Regions from separate parts of the Homo sapiens genome. Here region 2 is linked to region 1. Evidence: read pairs that join two places in POLR2A ChIA-PET (ENCODE). Cell type or tissue: MCF 10A. All regions are shown on one strand. Links, peaks and the distances in the headings refer to the core of each region. The heading gives the core; the rest is flanking DNA.

Region 1 (7,361 bases), core at 1-4,000:
TCAAAACAGATAAAAGGGTACTGAACCAGCAATCAAAATATTGACTTCCAAATTCTAGATAAGATTTTGTTTTCATTAGTTTAAATATTAAGTTAAAGTGATAAATTGTAATCACTTTCTCTTTTCCTCACTTCCCACCCCCCCCCGGCCTCTGGAATTCCTTGTTTCTCTTCTTTCAATCCCACATAGGTCGTTCTGCCTTGTATTCCCTTTGTCTGCACTAAGCTGCAACTTTGAATGCACATGGGGTGGCGAGGAAGGAAGAAGAGTAAGAAAACAGGAAAAACGAAGTAGGATAGAGAGAGCAGCCTCTTTGTCTTTACAGCAGAGAATCAGACACCCAATTAGTCACAGCAAAGGGGATCACTGTGCCTGGCAATTCTGCTCCACTCAAAACTAGTATGTATGGACTGAACACCTCCCTGTGTCAGGCACTAAGCTGGGTCCAGTGGAGTAGCAGTGATGAATAAGACATGACCTCTGCCTGTGCCAAGAGGCAGTATGGGGCAGCGGTGATGGCATGGCTTGTGGGACCAGGCCAACCCAGTTCCTTACTTGTTCTGTGTACTTGGACTTATTATTTCACTGAATTTTTTTTGCCTTAATTTCCTTATCTGTGAGATGAAGATGAATAATGGCGTCATTTTAAAGGACTGTTTGTGAATAAATGAAATAATCCTTGTAAAGCACTCATCATGGAGTTTTGCAGATAGGAGCACCCTCCTAAATGTTAGCTACAATTATTATTCATGAAAGAAAGCTCACAGTTTATAGTGAAAAGACACGCAGGAAACCAAGTCTACATATCAGCCTGGCTGGGAAGTGCCCTATCACAGGGGTCAGTTAATGCTTTGGGAACAGAGACAGAGTTGCTATTCAGAATGAAGGACTCAGGGGAGGCATTGTAGAGGAACAGGCATTTGTGGCAGATTTTAAATAATTGTGAGAAATGGAGCAAAATCCTCACTGGATCATTTCCATTACCCTTTGATCAATGTAGCTAGTATCCTCATGGCTTTCCAAGCATAGGAGTTTGATTTTTCTTTTATCCACACTTGGAGGCGTCATAAAACTATACAGGCAACTATTTAATTAGATATAGTCTGTCAATATGAACATGTTAGCATAGAGGACATATTTCTCTAAAATTGCCAAGGGAACATTTCAGTAAGCTTTAATTATGTAGGCACTGAGACTCACACCAAGACTGAGAAACATTCACCCAATAGAAAGCAAAGGAGGTCCTATGATTTTAGTTGCTTCTAGTTTGGAAAGGTATGACGGAAAGAAGATAGCCCCAGATAACCTGGCTTTAGCCTTCTCATCCAACTATTCCTCACCATTCTCCAATACAGGGCCTATGCTCTTTAGAAGCATGTATCTCTGTGGTCCTCCAAAGAGGAATCCATTCCTCATTCAAGCTCTTGCTCATCATGCTTTTTCTCTTCTTTTCTGTCCCTCTGGCCCATTCAAATCCTCCCCAAACTTTGAGATCTAGGACAAGGTCGCCCTTGTGGAGATATGTTAACGCCATCTCACAGTCATGCTTCACTTCTTTCCATCCCTGTCATACTAGCATCCCTCCTGTGGTTTTAGGGCCCATTCTCTTTTGTGGCCTTTATATTTAGTGTAGAGATCAGTCTCCTAAGTTCTACTGGAAATTTCTGGTCAGAGATGTTCTTGAATTTCATTTAAATCTTCAACTGTACCTAGTTTCATGTGTACAATAGGTGTTTAATGAAAGATTGTTGAATTCTTGTGCTCCTTTATGTTAGGACACGCACTGTTCTATGAGCAGTCCCATAATCCAGAAGATCTGGTGTCTCCTCTTTAAGGGATTACAGATTAGCAGTGGGATTGGCTGTGGTCAGGTAGAGAAGACAGAGAACCCTCCTGTGAAGCAGGAAGTGGTGAGTGCCAGGAGAAAGTTCAACGTGGAATCAAAAGAGGAAGACCCTACTCCGTCTTTTCATTGTGAATTCTCAGCTCTTAACTCAATGAGTGGCACAGGGTGAGTGCTCAGATATTTGTTGACTAAATTAAATGAATGACATCTAATTTGAGAATGAGGAAGCCTTGAAAGAAAGATATTTTATTAAGATTTATTAAGAAAGATGAGTTGCAGTTGAGAGGTATAGATGCAGTCAGCATATGGACAAAGAATCTTGAAAACATTTTTCTCCCCTAATACCCCCTTTTATACATTTTTCTGTTTAATCCTCTCTCACACCTGTAGACATAGCATTTCAGGGAATTATAGCCACTACCACCTTGTTTTCAAGGCCCTAATGAATTTGGAAATGTGATATCCACTTATGAGCTTGCATCACTTTGTGAACACATGGCTCCATGAACTGCCAAAAGAACTTTGGCACAAACTTCATAGAGTCAAGAGATCTTTCTTAATACCATCTGGCAACTACTCTGTGCTTACTCTTTGCCCCACCTTCTAAAAGTTTAAATGGAGGGGAAGAGCAGTTGTCACATGATTGAGTGTCAGTGTTCTAGTATCAGAGGGCCATGGCAGGCCTGTAGCAACATCTGGAATGTCCAAAGGTAACCCTGTCACTCTCTAGGGGTCACAGGGCATCACTTTCCTCTGTTTCTCTCTCTGTGTGTGTCTCTGTAAGCCAGCCCGATTCTATATTACATTTCCACCAACTACTATATTATAAATGCAGCTTATCCAGAGAGATGATATGCTTGCTTCAGTTTGGGTCAGCGATCCCCGGTGTGCTAGGCAGAATAATGGCCCTCAAAGAGGTCCACTCCTAATCCCTGGAATCTAGGAATATATTGCTTTACATGGAAAAAAACGAATTTTGTAGGTGTGATTCCGTTAAAGGTCTTGAGATGGGAAGACTAGCTTGGATTATCCAGGTGAACCTAATCTAATCTTATGGCTTCTTAAAATTGGAGAGCTTTTCCAGGTTGTGGTCAAAGAGGGAGATGTGTCTACCCACAGCCTGTAGATGGCCATGTTTGCAAGAAGGGTGTGTTAATTTTCTATTGCTGATGTAACAAATTACCACAAGCTCTCTTGGAAGGTTAGTGGAAGGCAAGGACTGGCATCTCTAATATAATTATGCATGTAATGATGAGTAGTGCAGAGATGTGACTCCAAAGCCTCGAGAAGGACAGACTAGCATCTCTGTAAGAGATCCAACTGTCTCCTTTTCCCCATGGGCCAATAATTTACCTGGATCTAAGAAATAATATTGTAACTGGCAGAAAGTACCTTCAGTACAAATTCTTCATTTTTGGGGTTAAATCATTTGGCAAAATGGTAAGATTAATATTATTGTAAAGATGATTGCTAGAAAAAAATTGTAACATTTCAAGTATGTGCATAAATAACAGACTTTAAAGCATTTTTGGGGATGAGATGCAAAATGAAGAGTGGGAGAGGGACTTTAGTAGCAATAAATAGAACTTGAGAATGGAATAGTTACATAAATAATCTATAGAATATTACAATAAGTAGAGTAAATTTTAAGTTCCTAGAGGAATTTTTGAAAATACCCACATTCAAAACCATGAATTCTTACTCAATTAGCATTTCATTTTGATTTTGGTACTGAAGCCAAAGATGTTGAGGGAACTGAAATGCTTGCTGGACTGGCTGTGGCTGTGGAGCCTGGAATTCTTCCATGAAGAGCGTGTGTGAGAGAACAAAATGTTTGTTTACATTCCTCCTGTGAAGGCAGTTGGGAAATAATCTAAGAAGCCCAATCCAAAAACAGAGATGTTCCATCCAGCCTTCTCTGTGATAGCCAAACTGCAAACGATCTGAATGCTCCACGAATGATTTACTGATGTATTTTAAATGAGTTATTGATGCATTTTAAGTTATTCTGATGATGTGCTTGGCATATGCTTAAAAGTACATTTACTGAGATGATGTGGGAATACCAAGTGTTTATTAAAACAATACAAAGTAATACAAATGGTATGGTTGTCACAATATAAAAATATCTAAAAGCTAAAGAGTTCTTTAATGGTGGAGAATTTTTTCCTTTTGAAAATTAAAAATATATTTTGTTGTAAAAATTACAACTGATTAGTATCAGTATGTAACATCCATGGAGTGCTGACTTTGCTAATCTCTGTGCACACATTGCCTTACTTATAGCAATGTTTAGCATTAACTTATCAGGTAGATACCATTGCCATGCACATTTTACAGATGAAGACACTGAGGTTTAGAGAGATTGTATAAATTTCCCAATGTAACACATCTAGTGGTGGAGCCAGGATCCCAGGAAGCCTAACTCGAGTTTAATAACCTAAATATCAATAAAATAGCTAATATCCTTGTCACTGTAAGTATGTGCCACTTACTGTTCTAAATGCTTTACAATTAACAGATCATGTAATCCTCACAATAATACTATTAGGCAGATTCTACTGTTATTACCATTTTATACAAAATGGTATAATACATACAAAATATGTATTTTGTATGTCTTCGTCAGCCTTAAAGCCACTTTTGAATTTTTTAGCATATTTTCCCAGAACATGTCAATTTTATTTCCATTTAAATTGCTTGAGATATGAGATGATGACATAGTCCCTGAAAATTTTATTCCCAGCTGTGTATCTCCCTGGAGTCTTTGACTTACTTCCATGTGGGCAGGAGGTGCTTTGCATCAGGCCACACCTGCCATCCTGGAGCCTCCTCACCCTCATCCTGGGGAATCCCTTCCCTCTTCTCAGGGTGAGAGCATCAGCTTCTCAGATACCACATCTTTCTTTGAATTAATTTATCAGTTTTGGGGCACTTCATTAGTAATCTTCTGGAGAAAAAGTTACACCAAGGGGTGAATTTATTGAGATCTTTTCTTTCTATTGGATTTCTACTGTGCTGTGATGAGTTTTAATTCTCAAGAGTTTTTTATGGCAACATATTCTTTTTTCATGTATGTAATATCTTTTTACAAATATTAATAACAGCTTTTAAAAAAATTTTGAATTTTTTTATTTCATGGATTATTTCTTCCAACTTCTTTTTTCTTTGCCTGTTTCTATCTTTCCTATTACAAAGCTAGAATCACTCCACATTTCTGATGATCTCGGTTGTCTTCTGTTGCAGGATGGGGCACTAATGAGCTATTGGGAAGCTCTGAATACAAGGGTGGCATCTGTGTCATGTGAGATTTGCTACAGAACTATCTGGCGGGATTAATTGCTGGGGGATATAATGTCAGTAAGAGTAGGTATTTTCTCTTGGGCTGGTCAGATTTTTCAAAGGATGATTTTGGAAGTTTCCATGTAGAAGACACATGCCCAGCTGCCAGCACTCTGGGGCCCAAGAGGGCAATTGAAAATTCAAATATAAGCCACTTGGGAGAAAAAAGGCAAAACCCAGGACTACCCAGGTAATTCCAAAAGCTTGTTCGCATTAATCTTGCAAGACTATAGCCAAAAATCTATTGGACCTTATAATAATCTCATCTTTAATAGTTCTAAAAGTTTTCTATTTAGGCCTGCGAGAATTTTCTTATATCCAGACTTAAATGTCTGCCATTGATAATCTTAGATTCCTGAATGATCCAGTAAGAAAACATTTCTATGACTCTATTACTCCATAATGCATAACATCTTCTTAAGGCTTTAGAGGTGACCGAGACAGTTTATATTATTTTGACAATTATTTGGTCAGACTTTTTTTAAATAATAAAAATTACAATTACAATACCTTTATTTTACAATTACATGTACATGTTGGCAGCTGGAGTCTTTCTTTATAGTTTCTTTATAAGTTAAAAAAGTAATAAAATTATAAATCTCATCCTAACTAGTAAAACCAAACAGTTATGGTTAAAAAGTTAACTTTAGTTCTTCAACTCTTTTCAGATCCTTGTTTCTGAGATGAACAGCCTGTTCTGTATATTTCTATATCTTTCTCTATGCTCATACAAACCTATATATAATTACAAATTTTAATTTGTTTTGTCTTTCACAAAAATTGGATCATATAGTACACATTACTGTGTAACTTGCTTTTTATACTTAGTGATGCATTATATTAATCCCTCCGGATTTTAAGATATAATTTTTTTTGACATGAGGACTTGCTCTGTTGCCCAAGCTGGAGTGCAGCGGCACGATCATGGCTCTGCCTCTGCCTTCCAGGCTGCAGTGATTGTCTCACCTCAGCCTCCCAAATAGCTGGGACTACAGTTGCATACCACTATGCCTGGCTAATTTTTGTGTTTTTCTGTAGAGACAGGTGCCGAGACCAGCTTGGTCAGGGAGACCCTAACCGAGCGGGCCTGAGCGTTAGAGGAATTAAAGACACACACACAGAAATATAGAGGTGTGGAGTGGGAAATCAGGGGTCTCACAGCCTCCAGAGCTGACAGCCTCAAACAGAGATTTACCCATGTATTTATTAACAGCAAGCCAGTGATAGGCATTGTTTTGATAGATTATAGATTAACTAAAAGTATTCCTTATGGGAAACAAGGGGATGAGCTGAAATAAAGAGATGGGTTTGGCTAGTTATCTGCAGCAGGAGCATGTCCTTAAGGCACAGATTGCTCATGCTATTGTTTGTGGTTTAAGAAAGCCTTTAAGCGGTTTGCTGCCCTGGATGGGCCAGGTGTTCCTTGCCCTCATTCCAGTAAACCCACAGCCTTCCAGCATGGGCATCATGGCCATCATGAACATGTCACAGTGCTGCAGAGATTTTGTTTATGGCCAGTTTTGGGGCCAGTTTATGGCCAGATTTTGGGGGCCTGTTCCCAACAGACAGGGCTTTGCCATGTTGCCCATGCTGGTCTTTAACTCCTGAGCTCAAGGGATCTCCCTGCCACAGCCTCCTAGAATGCTGGAATCACAGGTGTGCCTGACATCCGACTCCCTAGTTTTTAAAAGATTCACTTACCATTCAAAATAGGGAGTTATCATTCCTTATTTTGCCAATCAGTAAGTTTAAAATTCTTTTTTCTTCTACAAATAAGGCTGCAGTAAGTAGCCTTGTCTCTATATTCTTACACAAATATACTTTTATTTTTATGGAGTTGATTCCCAAGTGTGATATTGCTTGGGGCGTGCATGTTGGAAATTTTAATAAATATCACAAATTGCTTGTCAGAAACCTAAGACAATGCACATTTCTACCAACAGTGTAAGCTAATAGATAAGCAGTAATATCTCATTTTGCTTCATTTTGTATTTTTTGACCACTTCCAAGGCCCAGTGCCATTTAGTATGGCTGCTGGACATTTTAATTTCCTCTTCTGTGAATTTCCATCATTGTCCATTTTCCTATTATCTATTTTTAAATAAAAAAGCACTTGGATACTAGAGATATCATTTTTTGTCAATCATATATGTTGAAAATATTTTTTCTTGTC
Region 2 (5,757 bases), core at 1,758-5,757, 91 kb after region 1:
GGTGAGCAAGGGGCGTGTTTCAGCCCTGTTGGTGTTACAGCTCTTTTAGCCCGGCTATTTGGTGGGCCCCAAGTTCTTGTCCTGCGAACTGGAAGAATGAGGTATGCAGACAACTGAAGAGTGAGCAAGGTGAAGAAGAGCTTTATTGAGTGATAGAACAGCTCAGAGGAGACTTGCAGTGGGTCACTCCTTTCTGCAGCCAGGGTGTCCCGAAGAGTGTTCAGTTCCTAGCAGAGAGGAGCTGCCATCACTACTAGACCATATGCTCCAAAGGACATTCATTATTCTGTTTTATTCATTACTGTATACCAAACACCTAGCTCAGTGCTTAATACTGGTTGAAATTAAAAAAAAAATTGCCCAATGAATGTTCTCCACATATCAGTTAAATGATTAGAAGTCTAGACTATTCTTTAAAGAAGAAGCTGGATATTTCTTTTAGCATTCCTCTAGCTATTTATTGCTTACTTATATTTTGATTTATATTCAAGAACTCAGTTTGACAATGCTTTGTGGTTTCATTGACCAGAAATAAGAAATATGCAAAAATAATCAGATTTCCTGATCTCTTCTTAGAACCAGTGTTTTCTGATGACTCAAAATGCTATTCATGTGCAGGTTACCCTGAGAAAGATAGTAGAAGGTCTTTCTGTTCATTATTTGGCCATGACAAGCTCAGACATGAGGAATGATTCCACAAAGTATCATAATAAATATTAAATAAATAAAATTGTCACATATGCAGCATATTTGTCAAAATATAATTTTATCTAAGCATAAAGTGGATTTCATTTAAAAAGCTGTGATCTGAGAATATAAATGTGTTTATTCCTTCTTGGATTTATTTCTTTTGATGTACCTATATTTGCATATTACTTTTAGTATCCTTATTTACATGTTTTTCAAAATTTGAGTCAGGAGACATAAAGGAATTAATCCATTCTACATATTTTTCTTGTTAAAAATGCTTTTTTGGGGGGCAGTTTTCCTTCCTTAATGGATTCTGAGATCCTAGCTACAGATATTGCTAATGGACAGAGGAAATGTCTCCAAATGATTCTTGGATAGAGATTTTCTATACTTATCTATATCTATCATCTATCTATCTATCTATCTATCTATCTATCTATCTATCTATCATCTATCTATGTATCTATTTATTGACATAAATATAGATATATATATGTATACATAAAAATATAATTCTTATAAGCTGTAAATATTCATAGTGTTTTGAGAATTGCCATAGCTAAACTCAGCTGATGATGAAGATACTTCAAAATAATTATTTACACTTTTCAGCTATTTTTTTTAAACCTAGATTAAGCCTAGATTGACAAACTGGTAAAAGAAAAAGGAAATTTTACTCCTCGAGTTCATGCCACTTTTCACTGGGAAATATTCATCATGTAAAAGTGGTTCATAAATACCTGGACATTTTGCAATTTACCATGGTAGAAGTGTCCAATCTATATTATGCCCTAGCATTGGAAGCCTCAATTTCTGCTATGACCACCCAACTTCTTATATGTCTTATAAAGTATTTTTATGTTTTCAGGCGCTTCAACACTTTGTTTATAACAAATAAAAGCTTAATAACAACATATGCCTGTTTAAAAATATATCACCACAAAACATTTTATATAATTTTTAATTTTCTTAAGAATTTTTAACATGTTATAGATATATATAGATACATCAGTGTAGTTGTTAAAAACTAAAAACACTTTTTATTAAATGGAGTCACTACTAAGCACAGTGAATAGGGACTTAGGGACTTGCAATTCTACTGTATCAAATTGAACATTATGATAAGTATGATAATATGATTCTAGCTCTATGTTTATATTCAGTATTACAAAAGGAATATTTTCTAAAATATTAATATATGCTGGCAAATAGCCTTGTGTACCCATATGATATACTTTTTCAGTTTCACCAAGTTATGTAATGATGATTCTTAATCGTTGAAAAATGTGCCCGTCCCTTAATCTTTTCTGTCTTTCTTAATCTAATCCAGTAATATGCATCATGGAATGAACTGATTTCAAAATGTAATCCAACTTAACTCATAACAAGTGTTTAAAAAATACATTTATATTCAAATCTAAAAAATAATAGTTTCAATGTGTTAAGTGAATATTACTCTAGGAGATGCATTTACTATATCTTTATACGCTATATCTGTTTTGAGTTATATATCTGCAGCAGCTGGTTAAAACTCTTAAAAATCTCCATTTCAACATAGAAATCCAAGTGTATGTTTTCTTAAAAGATACAATTATAGCCTTACAAAATGTAAATCAAAAATATTAACATTGTTATTATACTAATTCCCAGGTGCTCACAAGACTTTAAATGTTTATAAAGGTTAATAATTCTTTATAAGGGTTCTATGTCTTCAACAAATCTTCTACTTATGCTTGTATTTGTGAGACAGATACATGATTTCAGATGAGGGAACTCTCACAAGAGAAACTCCAGTTCACCATGACAACACAGACCTCCTGCCACTTTGGATCTCAAAACGTCAGGACCGTTCGAATGCTGAAATGTAAAATGAGAGTTTTTAATGACTTGTTTTCATATCTTTCAAGAAAGGATAGTTTAAACAATTGTCCTTTCTATCTGTCATAGAAACTTCAAGTAAATTCTGTTATTGGAAATCCTCTGGGCTCAAAGTCCTTAACAATTAGTTTTCTTTGTTACGCAACTCTGATAAGGGTATCTGAGCTAATTCTGAAAGCATCAGTATAATTTCAGTATGCCAACAAGAGGGAAGTGGTTTCCAGGTTGAGGAGAAAGCATGAACAAGCCTAGGAACATGTGAACAGGAAAGGTAATCCAATATGTTTAGATTTCTGGGTGCCCAAGAGATCCTGCAAGTAGATGAGACCTACTTCCCTCACTTTATCCCAAAAGCCTGCTGCAGAGGGTGATAGAATGAATGCCAAATTCTTAACTGTTGAAACAAAATAGGTTTTAGTTCAATAATAAAGGCTTTCAAAACCATGCTAAGACATTGGCATTTTGGCAAAACTTGAGCTTGGCAGCTTAGTGAAAGACTAACTGGAATGTATTTTAATACAGAAGGTGGAAAACCTATTATCTCACTACCATGTCCATGTCAGAAATGATTAGACTGAATTAAAGCAATGAGCGTGGGCAATGAGATGAGGGATTCTGAAGGAGAAATCAAGGGTTGCATCATCAAGGCTTAGAATTGGTTTGTATGTGGTAGGCAAGAGTGAAAAAGAAGTCAGACATGATGCTATGGCTTCTCATCTATAAAAGAGGAACGCATAATATAATGACTGAGATAAAAATTACTGGCGAAAAAATATTTCCAAGTGGGACATTCAAATAGAGCTGTGCAGGAAGTAGGTGGAAATTGAAGAGTTTAGGTTTACAAATGTTAGTTTGGATGTCCCTGCTTTAAGGTGATATTTGAAGCAAAATTCCTGAAAGCAGAATTTATGTTTCTTTGGAAAACAAATAGTAATTATTTTCCAAGCAGGCCATACTAAGCTGTTAGTTTTGCTTATCTGAGTAAAGTAGTACTGAGTGGTTCTGACAGTTTTTCTTACAAAATCCCATTGTTTACTTGCTTAAAAAAATGTATGTTCATAATATGATGATCCTGTAGGCTAGACCAAATGTGGAGACAAGACACAACATTGAAAAATCTCTCAGGTAAAAAAAAAAATTAGTAAAAATTTGGATCTCAATATACAGTTCCTTTTACTAATGAAATCCACGTCCTTGGCACATAGTGGAAGCTCAATAATTATTTATAGGCCCAATGAGTGAAAGTCATTTCATCTTGTAGACAGGCTTTTTGATTGCTGTTTGAGACCTCCATGAGGTAGATGTTGTAGATAAAATTTGCATGAATTCATACTTGACCTCTATCCTTGCCCAACCCTCAGAAGCAACAAGAGTAGTAATCATCACACCCATGTTTACCCAAAGCTTGCCAAGCTCTGTCAGAGAAGTTTGTTATATGGTCAAAAGAGCACAAGTTTTGCAATTAGTTTATATCCTGGCACTACCCCAGGAGGTTTGACCAGTTATTTATTTGCTTTCACAACCTTGGTCTTCATCTAAAAATGGTAAAAATAATACCTGGCTTACAGGGATCTGAATAATGCACATTTGAGAAAGCACTTTGAAAACTGTAAAATAAGGAAATTTTGTGGCTTACTTGAAATAAATAGCAGCTTTATGATGAAATAAAAATAGCCACAATGAAATCAACTAGGTAAACAAAATCCAAAAGATTTTAAAAAATTGATTAATATAGTACAATGGCATACTAAGTTGGTGATATGGTTAGACTTTGTGTCCCCACCCAAATCTCATCTTGAATTATAATCCCTATAATCCCTACATGTCAAGGGAGAGACCAGGTGGAGGTAATTGAATCATGGGGCAGTTTCCCTCATGCTGTTCTCATGATAGTGAGTGAGTTTTCACAAGATCTGATGGTTTTGTAAGGGGCTCTTCCCGCTTTGCTCGACACTTCTCCTTCCTGCAGCCTGTGAAGAAGGTGCCTTGCTTCCTCTTTGCCTTCCACCATGATTATAAGTTTCCTGAAGCCCCCAGCCATGCTGAACTGTGAGTCAATTGAATCTGTTTGCTTTATAAATGACCCAGTCTCGGGCAGTTTTTTTTTTTTATAGTAGTATGAAAATACACTAATGCAGTGGGTAAAGAGAAGTAATTAGCTGTATCAATCTGGCTAGATTAAATAATTAGAAATAAAATATGAAGAAAACAGGCACATTTATAAGTACTAAATTTTAAAAGTAGCCTGTGGAGAAGAGACAAGATCATCATAAGAAACAGTTACCTTTGTCCTGAATTGAGCAGCTCAAATCCTTCACTGATTTTTTTAAATGGTAAAACATGAGTTATCAACTGGTCCAGGTCAAATTTCTTTGCCAGGAACTCAGTCACTAGTTTTGGGACATCATCTCTGCTTTTCAAACCTGCAAATAAGCACACATTTTCTCTTTAGACATTACTAAATAATCCTTATCTTTTATTATGTTATATTTATTCCTTCTCTTTCCTGCACTATGACTTTCCCTGTGTTAGATCATTCCCAGCAGTGTACAAATAAGCTGTATTTGTCCCAGCATAAGAAACAAAAGTTATGCAGCCATAAAAAAGAATGAGTTCATGTCCTTTGCAGGGACATGGATGAAGCTGGAAACCATCATTCTCAGCAAACTAACACAGGAACAAAAAACCAAACACCGCACGTTCTCACTCGTAAGTGGGAGTTGAACAATGAGAACACATGGACACAGGGAGGGGAATGACACATACCAGGGCCTGTCGGTGGGTGGCAGGCAAGGGGAGGGAGAGCATTAAGACAAATACCTAATGCATGCGGGGCTTAAAACCTAGATGATGGGTTGATGGGTGCAGCAAACCACCATGGCACTTGTATTCCAACGTAACGAACCTGCACGTTCTGCACATGTATCCCAGAACTTAAAGTAAAATAAAAATTAAATTAAATTAAAAAGAAACAAAGGTTAAAAAAACTCTTCTGATACCCACATCTCCTTCCAGTCACCCCATATCTTTGCTTCTATTGCAGAGAAACTTCTTTACTTTACAGAAAGAATTGTCTTCAGTTCACTGTTTCTGGATCCTGTTCCTTTCCTCTCACCCTCTCTGAGCCCACTCTGATTACGCTCTTGCCCCCAGCACTGTCCTGTAATGGATATCATCAAGGTCATCTTT

Evidence for each region. ChIA-PET counts read pairs that join two places held together with the same protein. Peaks named below come from ENCODE experiments on the same cell type or tissue, not always from the same donor. Only the 100,000 strongest peaks of a DNase experiment are listed, where the experiment ranks them.
Region 2: POLR2A ChIA-PET joins it to region 1 with 6 read pairs; 1 of 35 experiments calls an interaction of 5 or more read pairs at or near these places.

Annotation. Positions count from the first base shown.
Region 1 is chr4:99,321,514-99,328,874 of GRCh38, forward strand. No RefSeq gene overlaps it. Among named protein-coding and RNA genes, the nearest start is that of ADH1B, 3.8 kb to the left of the region's middle. RefSeq lists a promoter at 1-160 and an enhancer at 54-160. In MCF 10A, for the core only: no CTCF peak of the experiment used is centred there; DNase peaks (open chromatin) are centred at 2,378 and 3,658.
Region 2 is chr4:99,410,626-99,416,382 of GRCh38, forward strand. It overlaps ADH7 (alcohol dehydrogenase 7 (class IV), mu or sigma polypeptide), which reads right to left. Exons shown (of 9, transcript NM_000673.7): 8 at 4,853-4,991; 9 at 1,638-2,547. The coding sequence ends at 2,523. Among named protein-coding and RNA genes, the nearest start is that of ADH7, 22 kb to the right of the region's middle. In MCF 10A, for the core only: no CTCF peak of the experiment used is centred there; a DNase peak (open chromatin) is centred at 4,006.